Regions from separate parts of the Homo sapiens genome. Here region 1 is linked to region 2. The links are chromatin loops, found by intact Hi-C in ENCODE. Cell type or tissue: prostate gland. All regions are shown on one strand.

Evidence for each region. Peaks named below come from ENCODE experiments on the same cell type or tissue, not always from the same donor. Only the 100,000 strongest peaks of a DNase experiment are listed, where the experiment ranks them.
Region 1: a loop joins it to region 2, with 2.2 times the contacts of the local background. A loop is called at or near these places in 6 of 110 quality-filtered maps.

Annotation. Positions count from the first base shown.
Region 1 is chr12:2,381,163-2,389,162 of GRCh38, reverse strand. All of the region lies in intron 3 of CACNA1C (calcium voltage-gated channel subunit alpha1 C), which reads right to left. Among named protein-coding and RNA genes, the nearest start is that of CACNA1C-IT3, 120 kb to the right of the region's middle. RefSeq lists an enhancer at 1,787-1,896. In prostate gland, no CTCF peak of the experiment used is centred here; no DNase peak of the experiment used is centred here; H3K27ac peaks cover 1,477 bases.
Region 2 is chr12:2,052,867-2,060,866 of GRCh38, reverse strand. It overlaps CACNA1C (calcium voltage-gated channel subunit alpha1 C), which reads right to left and starts at 7,880. Exons shown (of 47, transcript NM_000719.7): 1 at 7,256-7,880. The coding sequence starts at 7,304. In prostate gland, CTCF peaks have their summits at 3,468 (motif pointing left) and 7,809; DNase peaks (open chromatin) are centred at 3,446, 6,366 and 7,826; H3K4me3 peaks cover 2,024 bases; H3K27ac peaks cover 2,991 bases.

The sequences.
Region 1 (8,000 bases), 330 kb before region 2:
ACCATCTTCCTTAGCTTCCATGACTCCACACTTTCCTGGTTTTCTCTCTACCTCTCTAGTCACTCATCTCATTGCTGCTACTAGCTCTGTCTACGCTGGTCATTGATTAAATGTGATGTCCTATTCTCCTCCTACCCTAGTCATTCTTCCTAGACAATGAATGACCCTTGCTCCTATAGTTTCAGTTATCATACACTGATGACCCCAATCTACATTTCTCTCCCACATCTCTCCTCAAATTTCCAGAACTGAATTTCTAAGTGACTCCTAGACAACTGCACTCGGATATGTCATAGACACTGCCAACTCCACAAACCCAACATGGACCATGAACTGATCAACTGCACTTGGATGTGCCACAGACACTGCCAACTCCACAAGCCCAAAGATGAACCATGAACTGGTCAACTGCACTTGGATATGTCATAGGCACTGTCAACTCCACAAACCCAAAGATGAACCACGAACTGATCAACTGCACTTAGACATGTCACAGACACTGCCAACTCCACAAACCCAACATGGACCATGAACTGATCAACTACACTTGGATACGTCATAGGCACTGCAAACTCCACAAACCCAACATGAACCATGAACTGATCAGCTCTCCCTACCTCTCTCAGATTCTTCATACTTCCCTCACCTCCATCATCAAATCCAGTCATGATGTTCCATGATTCTGCTCTTATTTTTCCCCAGCTTTATTAAGGTATAATTGACAAATAACAACTGCATATTATTGAGATGTAAGATTGACATTGGTATACACTATGAAGTGCTTACCACAACCAAGGTGATCAACTAATCCATCACCTCATAGTCACCATAGTCTTACATGTGCCCACCACACATAGCAAATTGTGTGTGTATGTGGTGGGAACACATAAGACCTACTTCCTGAGCAAATTTCAAGTGTATATTTTTATTAATTATAGTTACCATGCTGCACATTTGTTTTCTAGAACTTACTCATTTTACAACAGAAACTCTGTATACTTTGACCCAAATCCATTTTCCCCAGCCCCCCAGCCCCTGGCAACTACCTTTCTACTCTCTGCTTCTATGAGTTTCATTTCTTTAGATTCCACATATAAGTGAGACATGATTCTGCTTCTGAAACCCCTCCCTTCTATCCATTGCAGCAGCCTCTTCCCTACTCAAGGCTTGGTCTCCTGCTCTCTAGTTTCATCTCTCCTGGGCCACTGATCTGGGCAAGTTCTCTTAGTACAGATCTGGTAAGGGGGCTCCCTGGTTTTATGCCTCAGTGGGGTTTCACTGCTCCTAGGATAGAATCCAGACTCCTGAAAATGGCTTCCAAAGCCCCTCCTGCCCTCGCCCCTCTGCTGTCACTCCTCACAGGCTTTGTGGCAACTTCTTTCTGTTCCTTGCAGCTGCTGAGCTCTCTCTGGCCCTGGAGCCCTTTCACAGGATCTTCCAGTTGCAGGGAACAGCTTTCCACCTTCCTCTTTGCCTCAGGTGTCAGCCCTTGGCTCCACCTACTCTGGGGAGCCTTCATGAAACCCCACAGACTAGGAGCTAACCCTGGATGGAACCTAGCATTTTCTATGCTATAGCTCTTAGTTCATTATTAGTCATTGCTTTCTTTCTTTCTTTCTTTCTTTCGCTCTTAGTTCACTTATTAGTCATTGCTTTCTTTCTTTCTTTCTTTCTTTTTGAGATGGAGTCTTGATCTGTCGCCCAGGCTGGAGTGCCGTGGTGCAATCTCGGCTCACTGCAACCCCTGCCTCCCGGTTTCAAGCGATTCTCCTGTGTCAGCCTCCTGGATGGCTGGGATTACAGGCGCCTGCCACCACGCCTGACTAATTTTTGTATTTTCAGTAGAGCCGAGATTTCAGCAAGTTGGCCAGGCTGGTCTCGAACTCCTGACCTCAAATGATGCACCCACCTTGGCCTCCTAAAGTGCTGAGATTACAGGCATGAGCCACTGCACCCGGCCAGTCATTGCTTCTTTAATCATCTGAGTCACCTCCTAACTGAAAGTGCTCTGAAGAAAGTGCCCTCCCCTGCCTTGCACACCACTGCATCTCTAGGCCTGGAATAATGTTGGCATGTTATTGAATGAATAATGAATGGACAGAATTCTAAACCTGGAATAACTAAAGTCAGTTTAAAAAGTCTTATTGTTAAAAGAGCTGTGAGAACCATCTTCACACCACGTCTAGCAGCAGCAAGCTCAGAATGTGGTCCATCACAGGAATGGCAGTAATTTACTCTTCCTGCCTTTAGAAAGGCTGGGTCAGGTGGAGGACTGGGGTGGCAAGAAGGCTGCCCCAGGAGTCAGGAAACCTGGTTTAGCTCATTTATCCATCCAGTAAACACGGACTGAGCATCTACTATGCTGGTGCTGCACTCCCTGCTGGGATGCAGAGAAACAGGGCACGCCCTTGCCCTCGGGTGCTTAGTGTCTAATGGGGGTGGAGATAGAGACACATAATCAGAAAGCACCATAAAATTCTAAAAGCCCTTTAATGAGAAGACATACAGGTCACAGAGGCAGAGTGGTGAACCTGTGTGGGGAGGAGGTATAGGAAGAGCTCACACAGGACAAAGTACTGAGCTGAGTTTTGGAAGATGAACAGGTGCTTGCCAGGCAGACAAGGAAGTGACAGGCATTCCAGGCAGAAGAATCAGTGTGTCTAGGAGTAAAAACACAGAATGAGAAATAACATGGCACTCGTGTTTGGGCCACTGCAGTTGGTTGTGTGTGGCAGGACTGAAGAAAGTTGGGGGGAAGAGGAGAGTTTTTCTAAGAGATGAGGCTTGCTCAAGAGGCAGAAAGAGTCAGATCCTGGCTGGTGCTTCTCAACTCTGCTGCTCATCAGAATCAACCGGAGGAGCTTTAAAAAAATCATGTAAATACCTGAGCCGCAGCCAGTGATATCAGTGTTTAATGACTTGTTGGGGGGCAGGGGCTGATTTGTAGCATTTGCCAATTTCTATGATGTAAATACTCATGCCATGGTCAATTTCAAGCTACCAATGGGATGTCACTGACTGCAGAGTTGGGAGGAGATGTGTAGTAGCACACCATTATATAGTATTTCCACCCAGCAGATACAATCAATAGAAATTACCTCGAAAGGTAGTAAAGGCATCAGGCAAACCTGACTTTTGAGTATGTATTACCTTTGTTTTTAACATAATGTACTTACTTACAAGTTTGTATAATTTTTAATAATGGTCATTTAACAACCCACTCATAAGATTCCTGGAAGCGATGGCCTCTCCTGAGTCGCTGGGGCTGGTTCCAGCTGTAGGACACCACTGGCCCCACCCAGGCCCACTCTATGGAGTCACTACGGGTGAGACCCAGGCACGGGTAATTTTAAAAAGATCCCAGGTGATTCTAATATACACCCAGGGGTGAAAACCACCTATTTGTAGCCCATGTTAAGGAGTTTATAGTTATCCTAGGGGCCACTGAGGCCATTGCAGGATTTCAAGACTTTTAAACAGAAGCAATTTTACCAGGTTTGCTTCTTAGATGGGTGAGGCAGCCACAGAGTGACAGGTGAACTAAGAATGGAGGGAGGCAGGGGGACCCGTCAAGAGACTGTTGCAAATTTCCAGGCAAAAGCTGCCAGGGGCCTACCTAAGGCTACAGAGGGAGGGAGGTCATGGAGAGACAGCAGCGGGTCCTAGCTGCCCTTGGGTGTAGGGGTGCTAAGTGGATAAGGTGAGGGGGATACAGGAACAATTTTAGTTGCTGGTGGAGACTGAGAAAGTTGAGGAAGTTGTTTTCTGATCACCTCATTTTTTTTTTTTCCTATCAGAACTAGGTGATGAGGTTCCGTTGCCGGGAGAGGGAGGCAGGCATCAGAAAAGCCTCTGGCCCGGCCGTGCAGTACCTGGCTGTGTGCATCTGAGGGGGCCGGTCTTCCTGTCTATAAAGCCAGGGAGCTCAAGCAGATCCCTCTGAAGTCTCTTCCAGCATGGAGACTCTGATTCCATCACACTGGCATTTGCTCATGTTTTCACTTTCTTAACTTCCCCGGTGACTCAAATTACAACTTGTTATGGGTATAAAGCCTCATTTTCTCTGGGAATCTGGACTACGTCTTTGTAAGTCTTCAGCTCGGGGCAGGCAGTTTCAATCCTTGGGGAGCGAGCACTATGCTTACTTCGCTCTCATCTCCCTCCTTTCACGGTCAGTTGGCTCCCCTCCCTGAGGCTGACCACTCCCAGCCCCTTTCCAGATGGCGTCTAATAAAGCCGAATGGGACAGAGACGTACCTTCTGGATAACTACGCATGCAGTAAATTCTAGCAGACCAAAAAGTAAAAAGATTTGCTAAGCCAAGGAGTGGGCTTTGCTCAAATTGCAAAGGAATTTCTCCAAAGGCCTCTTGCAATGCCTTGCTATGGAGTTCATCTGTCCCTGCAGTGCCTCTACTGGTACTATACTATGCCACGGTGAGGACCAAGACTGCAAGAGGCTGGAGACCCAGGTTGCAGGTTGCCCATGTGGCTTACTCTCCCTCCACCTCCCTTCCCTTTCACTGTTGCTGCTCAGAGAAGGAAAAGTGCAGGGTTGTCTACCAGGAAAAGAAAAATAGGGCATGTACACAAACGGAGAAAGGGAGGCTGGGGTTGAAAAAGAGTCATGAACTGGAGAGACTGACCATGGGCTTTTGTTAGAAAGAAAAAAAGGAGACAACAACAGGGTGCCAGGAGACCTCTAATTGTGCTCATTCTTGCTAGAGTCCTTCATGGACTCTAGGCTCAGTTCCGAATCCACGACCAAAGTAGATGAACTTGGAGTAAGATCCAACAACATAAGGTGATTAGGGTCAGAAAGAACAACTTGCACAGAAAGGGTGAAAGACGCACAATGTGTAACCTGGAGGAAAGACAGTAGAAACAAGATGTAACAAACATCTTCGAGAATATGAAGAACTCTTACACAAAGACAGTACAGTAACCCGCGATTCTCCGCCAAGGAGCATGCAGATGAGTCACCTGCGAGAAAACTTGAGTGCAACAGTGTTTCTGGTGGCACTGCTGCTAACCTGGGTGGTGTGTGATCCACAGAAGGAAGGCAGCTTGTCTGGAGGGTTTTAAAAATCAGAGTGGTCCTTATCAGTTTGCTGAGGTTCAGATGAGGTTCTCCATGTAGGGGTGGCAAATGCATTCACAACCTCTCAAGTACCTTGCACCCGGAGGATCTGTGATTTCCCTGCTCATTAGCACCTTTGGCAGAAAGGGAAGCCAGGATGAAATGCTAATCAATTAGATTTCCTGCTCATTAACAGCTCTTCTGAAATGATTAAAGGAGGAAGTGAGAACCAACAGACAAATTCAGGACTGGGCCCTGGCCTCTTCTTCTGCCCTCTGGCCCATTCTGCAGGGCGTTGTCTTGCACTGGCTTCTCACTGGGGCAAAGGGTACTTCACTGTATTTTTGGTTCCTTCTATTTTGACGTGGTTTGAGTGTTCAGCTCTCCCCAGCAAGGCATGGGAAAAGGCTCTTTTCCTTGCCTTGGCTCTGAGACAAAATCCTTTCTTAGGATGATTATTATTGCTATTCACATTATCATTGCAGACGAGGCAGTGAAAATTCCCTACTTACTCTGCTGTCTCATTGGATCGCCTCCTCTGTCTGGGAATTCAGGCTTTCCATTTATAACTCCACTGGTTTATCGTAGGGTTGAAGCTGACCCCTCGCTCAACCGGACATGAAGACATCATTACTTAGAAACCAAGGACAAAGGGCACATTCCTGCCACCCAACGAACTACAGCTATGTTGCTGATCTCTTACCACCCAGGAGTGGTTACGATTATTCCAATGACAGTAAGACCAGGCAAAGGGGGAAATTCCAGGCCCCTAGGTTAAGCATCGCCACGAGACAACCCGCTTTAGTCTCCACTGCTCTTGTTTGCCTTTGCTCCCACCCACCCTTCTTTTCCTGAGCCTTCCAAATGCTACAGGTGCTGCTTGCATATGATCATAGTAATAGCTACACTCGTTTAGTGCTTACAAGCCAGGCACACCTACACAGCACAGCACCCCATTTTATGGAAGAGAAGGCTGATAAACCACTTGCCTGGATCACACAGTTCATTAATGATAGTGCTGGGACTTGAATCCAGGATTACAAACTAGTTCCAGCTGATCTAGAGTGCATTAGGGAACACTGCCTCTCTTACCTACAAGTGGCCTTGGTCCAGCCTGCTGAGCCCAGAGCTAAGCAGCTTCCCAGCTCTGATCCCAGTGACTAATACCAAGGCTTTCCCCATCCTGTGGGACTCTCAAGAACAGCTGAAAGGCGGTTGTGTCAATAAGCCCATCTCAAGATCTCGGATGAGCTCTATTCTAAGTCAGTCAGTTCCACATCGATGCAAGTTCCTTTCAAATACTCATGGGTTATTTTCTTATTTAATGAGGAGGTAAAGGGTGCCCAGGGCAAAATACATTCTGGGATTTGCCAGTTCAGGAACATTTGCTTATGGGATATATGACTGGTTTCGAATCTCAGCACACACAAGGTTGGCTCCTACATCTCTCCTTTCTGTCTCTCACAGCCTCGATGTTCACATAAGCTCAGAGCTCCCCCTATGATATGATTCAGACACAAGCAGCACAGGATTGAAATGTGAATTGCCAATTTAGAGAAGTCTGTAAGCTTCTTGTGCTGTGGCTGCCTTTGGTGGTTCTCATGATGGCTGTAGGTCCTTCTCAGAATAATGTTCTTAAATGGAAATAAAGGATTGCAAATAAAGCCAGTTATGTTGAAATATAGATATCAAAAATATTTAAAGACAATTTTGTAATACACAAATATGCATGCTTCTTTGATAATATGTTAAATAACAAAATCTAGTGGATTACCAGAATTTTGAAGTAGTATTGAAAGCAAACAATATTTTTGAGATATTTGCAACCATCTTAACGTGATAAGAAAATATCCATGGTTTCTAATGGTGGACAAAGTAACAGAAACTGCTAATGCTATTGTGGTGTGTTGTCTATACTTGCGAAGGAATACCGTGAGAAATTTCGGCTAGAAGCCTGTGATAATAAAGATCCAGTTATTCTCCAAGTTCATAAACCCTCTGGAATTCCATCTATAGACTTCATGAACCCCAGTTTAAGAAGGGAATGTTTGGGAAAACAAATGACACAGAGAGGGATGGGTCTGCCCCAGGCTGGAGGCAGCACTTGCTTTGAAGGAGGGCCCTCTGATTGTTGGGCTGTCCCTGGGATCCATCTGCAGAATCCTCCCAGATGTTCTGATTCTCAGAGTTGTTTCTATCTTCTCCCAGGATACCTCCAAGGACTGGGAGATTTTCTTAAGCATCCCCATAGTCAAAGTCATTATTATTAATTTGTTAGTAAAATTCCAAATGAGAAATGCTGCCGATTGCTCTGAGATCATTCTATCTGAGTGAAAGCTAGAGATGGTGAGATGATGAGAAGGTAGCCAGTCTGGGGAAACTGGGTTAGTTCTCTACGACAAGGAAACCACCAAGGCTGCCCAATAGTGGAAATGGTCTTCAGGGTTAGCCCCAGGATTGCTACAGTGTCCTGGGGTGGAGGGCCTTACATCGAGGAAAACCTGGAGGCAAGGAGCCAGGCTTCCCAGGGCTGTTGCAGATGAGGTGGGAACACCAGAACCACCATATCTGGGGAACTTTCCTGGAAGGCTACTTGGTCAATACTTTTAAAGCAGCTAATTTATAGGGCATTTCTGACCGAGTATCCATCATCTGTCTCTACAACCTGAATGCTGAGTTTGTCTGAGCTGACAACACACGTTAGGTTTGGAAGTTCTAAAATCATAATCGGGAAGAGGAAGATGGATCCTTGGGGAGCATCTCACTTGGTGGCCCTTAGCCTTTGGTTCAGGGACCTCTGAGAATCACAGGCAATGGCCTTTTAGCTCCTGACAAATGCCTGACACACATTCACATTTTATATATAATTTCAGGAACTTCAAGGACTCTTGGAAGCCTGATCTAACCTCCCTTCCTCCATT
Region 2 (8,000 bases):
AATATGGAGAAGAACATTCATTCACTGTCTAGATTTTGGCTTGGTTCTCTAAAGGACAGGAGACAAGATTATTTTATTTTCCTTTTAGCTAGGTTCAAGTGGGCAACACCAAGTGTAGCCGAGTGTATTAAAAGAAACCCCTGTTGGCAAATTGGCAGCTTGAATATTTCATGAAATTATCACAACACTATGTTCTGAAATGATGGCTTCCTCCAGGGAACTCAAAAGCCACATCTCTAAGCATGAGCCTGGCTCATGCCTCCGTCTTCAAGCTAGACCGAGTCAGCCTCAGAGGCCTTCCAGTTTCTCAGAGATGACTTGAAAGAGTATGAAACAAGTCAGCCAATGAACACTTCAAGGAAGATGGGAATGTCAGAGGCAGGTCCTAGTGATTCTCTTCCATGGGCTGAGTCTACCACCACTGCTGGGAATGTCTCCTGGGAGTAGGCCGGGGGTCCTAGGAGACCAACCCTGACATGGGAGCAGAAAGACGCCCTTGGTCGCCCAGCTCAGGTGGAGTCTGTGGCAGCCTGTCTCACAGTCTCTACCCTGGGGCTGATCTGTGTGTCTATACCCCAGCTACTGGTAATGCCAGCTGGTCCATGAAGAATCCCAGCAGCTCACCAGGGAAGTCCCACAGCACAGCCCGGCTTCCCATCCCCATCCCACTCTCGCAAAGGGGCTGAAACAAGCCTAGATTGGGGCCGAGAGGAAGTGAGCAAATAAAAAAGGCTTAGAGGCAGATCTGTTTGCAGACAAAATCGTGATCTGAATTTTGCAGGAGTTTCTTGTGGACATGTATGAACTTCTACTCTGTAGCCTAAGAAAGTGTTTTTAAACCTTTCCAATGATAGATTTCCCCCACCCCACCCTTCCAACTCCATTCCTAAATCTAACATCGCAGAAATTATTTTAAGGCAGTACAAAGGTGGAGGCAGGGGGAGGAAGAATAGAGAGGTTGAAAGATCTACCAAGCAAAATTTAGCCAGAAGCACTAACAATGCTCTCTCAGGGGGCCAGCACCAAGTGTGGTACAGGCAGGAGGATGAAGAGACTGAAGACCTTGTATTTAGTTACATCCCTGCCTCCATGAACCTTTAGGGGCCTCTGTTTTCTCAACTGGAAATGAGGATTGTCTCTAAGGTTCCTTTACCCATAAAATGTCCTGATCCTAGAAAGTAAATTCCCAAAGAGACATTACATTTATTCTATGTTTGACAAACCCTTTAACGAACCAGAGCCTAGCCCCTTGCCCCCTATACACACAGGGTATAGCACAAGAAGCCCATTTTAAAGTGAAGGTGTTTTGCAGAGAACTGTTCTGTGGGGTTTTGGGGAGGGGAGGGGCTGAGAGGTTTGGGTTTCTTGCCAGTTAACCCCCGCTTTCCTCACCCTCTGCTTCAGCCAGATGAACCCTTCCTCTAGTTCCCTCGGCTTCCAGGGAAGGAAGGGTCTATTTTCAACCTCGGTCCGACTCCTGAGCTCCAGGCCCAAACTTCTCTCCTACAGTCCCTACAATCCCAACTTAAATTCAGTTCAGCTCCACAAGGAGTAACTGACTACCCTGATGACCTTGTTCCCCAAACCCTCCCAGACACCCTAGGGAGTTGGGGCTCCTCTGGCTTCCCCTCACCTTCTGCATCTCAGCTCTCGGAGGCTCCAGCCATCTCACAGCTCTGCTTTTCTGTGGGGTCATCCTGGGCTCCCCATCTCCCAGCTGGGGTCCTGCCCACACGGTACACACAGCTAGCACTGAAGCAAGGTTCTCCAGGGACCTGCGCGGGTCCTGCCTGAATTCGGCAGGGGAAAGGGGGCAGTAGAGAATGCATCCACTTCCCTTCCTGCCATGATAAACAGCTGCCTCCAGGGGTGCCTCAACTATAGAAACCAAGAGGGTCTGTCTACCTGCTCCAGGCCCGTGTCTACACAGGCTCAGGAAAGCCTGGTCTTGAGCAAATAAGCACCCCATCTAGGAATTAAAACACAGAGAAGAGCTCTTCTGGAGTGCCCAGGTTTCAGTTCAAATGATGGCATTCATTATTTCAGCCTTCCATTTTGCTTTTTCTGCAGTGGGTTCAGTTTAAGTCTACACACCCGGCTTCGAAATGACACCGAAAAACATTCCATTCCATTTTCCCCGAGGGATCCTGTCACTTTTACTTGTTTTACGTGGTATCTAACCTTGAGGTACATGTAAACAGGTGTTTACTAAATTATTTTAATAATGACAGCCATGGCTCAGAGTGTTATTTCATTATCAGAATGTTTAGCACTTCTGTCCCTAAATATTTGGCACCTGATATGTTGCAAAACAATTCCCCATGCCTTTTTTTTTAAAACCAATCTTCTGTTCTCCTCCACAGTGCCCAACATTAACCTAGGCAACTGTGAGGATGGAATCTAGAAACAGATGAAATCAGTGTGATTATTTTGTTAATTAGGCTTGTTGTTAAGTCTCCAGGTGTTTCGCAAACAGTCTATCAGCTTTCTGTAGTCCATATTGGAAAATAAAATTGTCTGCTAAATCTGAATGCTCAGCACTGATTTCAGGGTCCCAGCAAGGAAGAGGTGAGATGACGCCGGCTGACCTGTACCTCCTACAGAACAAACAGCTGCTGTATCAGGCGGGAGGAATTACTGTAAAAGGAAGAAAGTGCTGCCAGCCACTCACCCCTTCTTAGCACAGTGCCAAGGGCTTCTCAGACCTCATGGAACTTGCCACACAACTAAGAAAACCGAGTGAAGAAAGGAATAGAAAAGAAAATGCCAGGCGCTGGAAAACATCACTGGAAATTAGAACAAATCTCAGTTACTTCCTAACCTGGGTCTCCTGAGCTTTTCTGCCATTACCCAGCAGGAGATCCAGGCAGACTCATAAACGGAAATCAACTGTGAAGTGCACCCAGTTGTTTTTGTGTTCTTTTCCCTATTAAAGTTAGGAAAATGTCCTCCTGCCTTTGGCTGGCAAGCTCTGTGACTGCACAGGTCTGGGTTCCCAGATCCCATGCTTCAGGTCACCCCATGCTCCACTGGGCTTGGGCACCACCGGGCCCTCTGGTTACTAAACCATCAGTGAAAAATCAGGGAGAAAATTAACATCTGGCCATACCAAGTTCAGCGATTCACCCAAAAGGCTTCCTCCAGGCTCGGCGGGATGCTGTCTGTGCTGGAAGGGAACAGACGTCTGTGGGAAGAGCCTGCGACGGACTGGGTGGGCTCCAAAGGAGTTCTCATTACAACAGGGTGGAGAGGTCACTGTGGGACCTGGGTCCCTCAGTGATGCCGCGAGGGCCTCCAGTGTGTGCGGCGGCACGGAGACACACTGGTCTTTTGGGTTACCTGTGCCGGGGCAGGTGTGGGCCTGATGGAAGCAGCACAGCCCCAACAGGTCACAAGCTCTAAACTCCCCCTACACCTTTCATCACCAGGCGGACCCTGAAGCCCCTTTCCTGACTCCTAAGCCCTGTGGCGCCACCTACTGGAAGAGGCAGAAGCCACATCTACTGCAGGTCTGGCCAGGTCGCATTCATTCATTCACGCAGACATTTATTTGTTCAGCCTTGCATCGAGGCCCTGGACTGAGCAGCGGCCTGTACTAGGAAGCAGGGATCCCAAGATGAGCAGGGCCTCGAAATCTCCAGTCAGTATGCTCCTTGGATCCCTTTGATAGGTCTTACAGAAGAACCCAACTCAAGCAGTTTTATTTGAAGAACAAATTGAAGAGACCTAGGTCATTGCCAAGACTGAGAGATGGTCCCACGGGGCTAACGGCTCATCATTTCATTTACAAAGCACTGTGCCTGCAGCATCTACCTGTAAGAACAAGTCTCCCTTTACTATGAAGAAGAAATCTTTAAACAGTCTTAGGAGACTGCATTATCAATACTTCTCTCTCAACACCCCAGGTCCCTGAAGGGCATTAGCCTCTCGTGTGATCTATTTAAAATAGCTTTTCCTTATTCCATGTGTGTATGTATACACACACACACTTAAATACTGTTAGTGTGTATTCTATGGAAATAATGAAAAATTGACTCTTTTTAATATATTGTCATATTCTAAAACACTAAAAAGTGCCTGACCAATAGTAGGAATAATATGATGAACTCCAATAGCCCCTTTCCTCCAGTTTTCTCCATGCAGGATCAAGAAAAAGCAAAGCTATTGCCACAGCTTTCTTTAACCTGCTCAAGCTGATGTGCGAGCAATGTTGTTCTCTGACCATTTGTAAAGAAAGTTAACTGTGATCATTATTATTATTACCTTATTACAGTGATTCTTATTCTGCTGAATCGCTAAGTAGTTAAAAGAAAAGCACAGTGTGTCTTGCACTCCCCAAACACATGTTTCTCCCCTCTGCCTTGTCTCTAGCAGATAAGGGACATTCTGGTGTTTTATTTGTTCAATGGTTGACTATTAAGACACTCATTTGCTAGCTGGAGCCTGCAATAGAAAATCGGCCCAGAAAAGTGGGAGGCTGGCACAGGCCCAGAGCAGACAGGGCACCAGAGGCGAGGCAAGGCTTGAGTGTGCCACCCCAGCCTGAAACCCAGGGTCAGAAGCTGGTCCTTCAATGAACTTCCAGGCTGTTCCCAGGCACTGACCTCCAGTCTCCAGTTCGACCCTCAACACACACACACACACACACACACACACACACACACACACACTCACACACACTCACACATGCACACACTCCACGGAAAAGGTGAGGGAGCAAGGACTGGTGCATTCCACATCTCAGAGCATGTCGGGAAGAGAGGAATGCACAGCCCCCGCCACTGACAACTTTTTTGGTTCTCGACTCTTTGTTTCGTCACCATTACTGATCTTCTGAGGCAGTCCTAGACTCCTCTTCTGTCTCCTGAAACTCTAACCCCTATGATGGCTCACCCGCCCCCTTTAGTGATTAGCCACAGCAACCTCTTCCTTGTCAATATTCATTCTGTTCTAGGTCTGCCCTTCCCACCTCCACCACCCTCCTCCCCTCTCCTACCCCAACAACCTCGGCAATGCCAACCAACTAAAGAAGAGAAGATGGAGAGTAGAGGGGAGACAGGGATCTTGGTGCTCTTCCACCTGGGAACCGCATCTAGAAATGGAGGCAAAACTGCTCCCATGAATTATATAATCACTGCAGCTTCAAGGGAGAGAACTGGAATTCAGGTTGCCATAGCGTTTGCTGGCATGTTGCTGGAAAGGTAGAGCTCTCAGCCGCTGGCTCCCTTGCTCCCTTCCCCTCTACCTTTCTCAGGAACCTCTCTGGGGTTGGCACTCCTACTTTTAATGTCTGCTCCCAGCATACAGCAGGGAGATGCTGAGAGGCAAAGGGGCCAAAGAAAACAACCAGAGTAAGGAAATGGGTTCAGAAGGGGTTTATCCTGCACTAAGAGGAGACCTTGTAAACTAGTTAAGATTATCATCCTGTGAATAAGGTGAATAATCACTATTATTACCACAGTACATTGCCATTGACAGTGATACTTAGGGCAATACTACAGAGCTCTCCTCTTCAATGCTGCTTAGACTGAGGAGGTGGGTAAAGCACGCAGTCTCAGAACCTGGAGGGGAGTCATCTTGCATCCCCACTCTTCACAAATACCACCCTCTTTTGTGTCTCACTCCTTCCCTCCTAAACCATTCACTAGCCCATCAGCTACAGAAGGGAGAGGGGATCAGGTGAGGGATGGGGTCAACAGTAGAGAAATCCAAACATGGATACTGCCCTTGTGACCCCAAAGCTCTGGCTCACCCTAGAACCCATGACCCTTGACAAGATTCTTTCTTCCAAAGGAGGCCACAATCCCCAAGCTGCCACCCATGCTGGAAAGCAGAGAAGACTGGCCCCAAAATCGGTTTCAGGATAGATGGAGACCAGGCAGGCTGGATGGCAGCTTCTGGCTCTAAAGAGTGAAGGCCCTGTCCCCAAAAGGTGGAGCTGGGAGCAAACAGAGGGAAAAAGCTGGACAAAAAGACCTGGAGACAACTCCTTCCACCAGGCTGGTCTTCAGAGGATCACTGGGAAGAACCCAGGGAAGGAACAGAGACCAGCAGTGACAGATAGGCTTTCAGGGGAAGAGAAGAGGAAGAGTGCAAACAGGGAGGCTCTGGGAACTGGGAGAGAAAAGGGAGAGACTACACCCAAAGAGACAGAGCAGTGGCGAGAAGAAAGAGATGTCATGCCTGGAGGTTGCCAGAAAGCCCCGCTGGACCACCCTGTCTGCACCCCCCGTCCCCAAAACCTTAAATGCTAAGCAACGTCCAAGAAAACAACTTGTTAATATGGGGGGAGAGCGGTGAGGGAGAAAGTTTCCAGGAAGTAGGGAGTTACCTGACTGCCTTTCACCATCACAGGGGGAGCTGGTGACACTCGCGGCCAAGGATGGAGATGCTCGGAAAACACTGGGCAATAGTATGGAGCCGCGTGAGCCAGGCACACCCTTTCATGATCTCCTTCAAACACGAAACAGCAAAGCCCACACACCGCCCGGCTCCTCGCCGCTTCCATCCTCAGGTGCTAGCCCACATGTGGGTGCGAATGAGAACACACGCGGCGTGGGCGCGCTCGGGGTCAACAGCAGTGGAGAGGTGGGTGGGTGTAGGTGAGCGGCGGAGGAGGGAGGGAGAGAGGAAGAAGGGGACCTACAGAGGGGGAACCAGAGGGGCGCGCTGGGCTTCACATCTGCACCGCCGCCCCCACCCGCCACCTGGAGCGCGCCGCCCAGGGCAGGGGCGCCTGGACGAGAGTGGACGCCGGGCAGCGCGAGGGCGCCCCAGGGGCGGCCGTGGGCGCCGGGCTCTGCCGGCGCAGGGTGCGCGCGCGCGCGCTCCCAGCCGCGCCCCGAGCCGGGCGAGGGACCCCGGGCCTCTGGGCTCCGCGGCGCCGGCGCCCTCTGCCCCCCGCGCGGCTGGCCAGGCAGCCGGGCTCTCCAGGCGGACGCGAGAAAGCGAGGCGGCGGCAGCCACTTGGGGAACTTTTCCCCCCTCGCCTGGAATTTCACAGGAAACACATGCTCTGGAGAAGCTGGGGCCCGGAGGGGGAGGGGCGGGAATTTTCCGCTCCGTCTCGCGCGGCGGTTCGGGCCCCGGTCCCGCCGGGCTCCCGGGCGCTCCGACGAGGCGGAGGCGCCCCTCGCGGACGCGGCCCCGGGCCACTCCGCAGGGACCGGCCCCGGGGCCGCGGGGAGCGCGGGTAGGGCAGGAACCCGGTGGAAAAGGCAGGGAGCCCCGGCGAGGCGGCGGGGTCCAGCCTTACCTTGGTGGTTTTCCTCTGGAATGTACATCCTCGTATTCTCATTGACCATGGACCAAAAATGGTTTTAATAGGAGGAGCAGCCACGAAGAGGAAGAAATGTGAAAACACCCCCCGGCGGGTCTGGATTAATCCCTCCTCCGAGGCCGGCGGCTTTCGCGCAAGATTCGAGGAAGCCGTGGTCTGCAGCGTTTCTTCTTCCCCGCCGACGATTACCTGATTCCCATTATGGCATCAAACCCCAAAAACTGCTCCTTTCCACTACTGCCTCCTCGAGTGAAACTGTAACGCATCCTCAGTACATCCGGGCCCCTTCCAAGAACTGAGCACCGCACCTCCGGCGGCTACACCATTTGAAAAAATAAATCGGGAGAGGCAGGGCGAGAAGAGGCGGAGAGGAGGGGCGGGGGGCGCGCGGGGCCCGCCTGGGCCGGCAGGGGCCGAGGCGCCTCTGCCCACTCCCAGCGAGTCCTCCTGAGGCCCCTGCCCGGCTCTCTGCTGTCAAAGGGAGCCGGCAACTCCTGGGCGCGGAGGCAGGAAGAGCCGCCGCCGCCGCTCCGGGCCCGCCGCGCCGCGCCGAGCGCCGCTCTGGCAGGAGCTGTTTCTGCAGAGGCAGCGAGAGGGAGACACCGGGCGCGCGAGAGCGCCGCGCTCACTCCCCCCGGCCCAGCCCCGCCGCGCCCGCGCCCGCCCCTGCCCGCGCCGCCCGCCCGCCCGCCCGGCGCGCCGGAGGCAGACGCGCTGAACG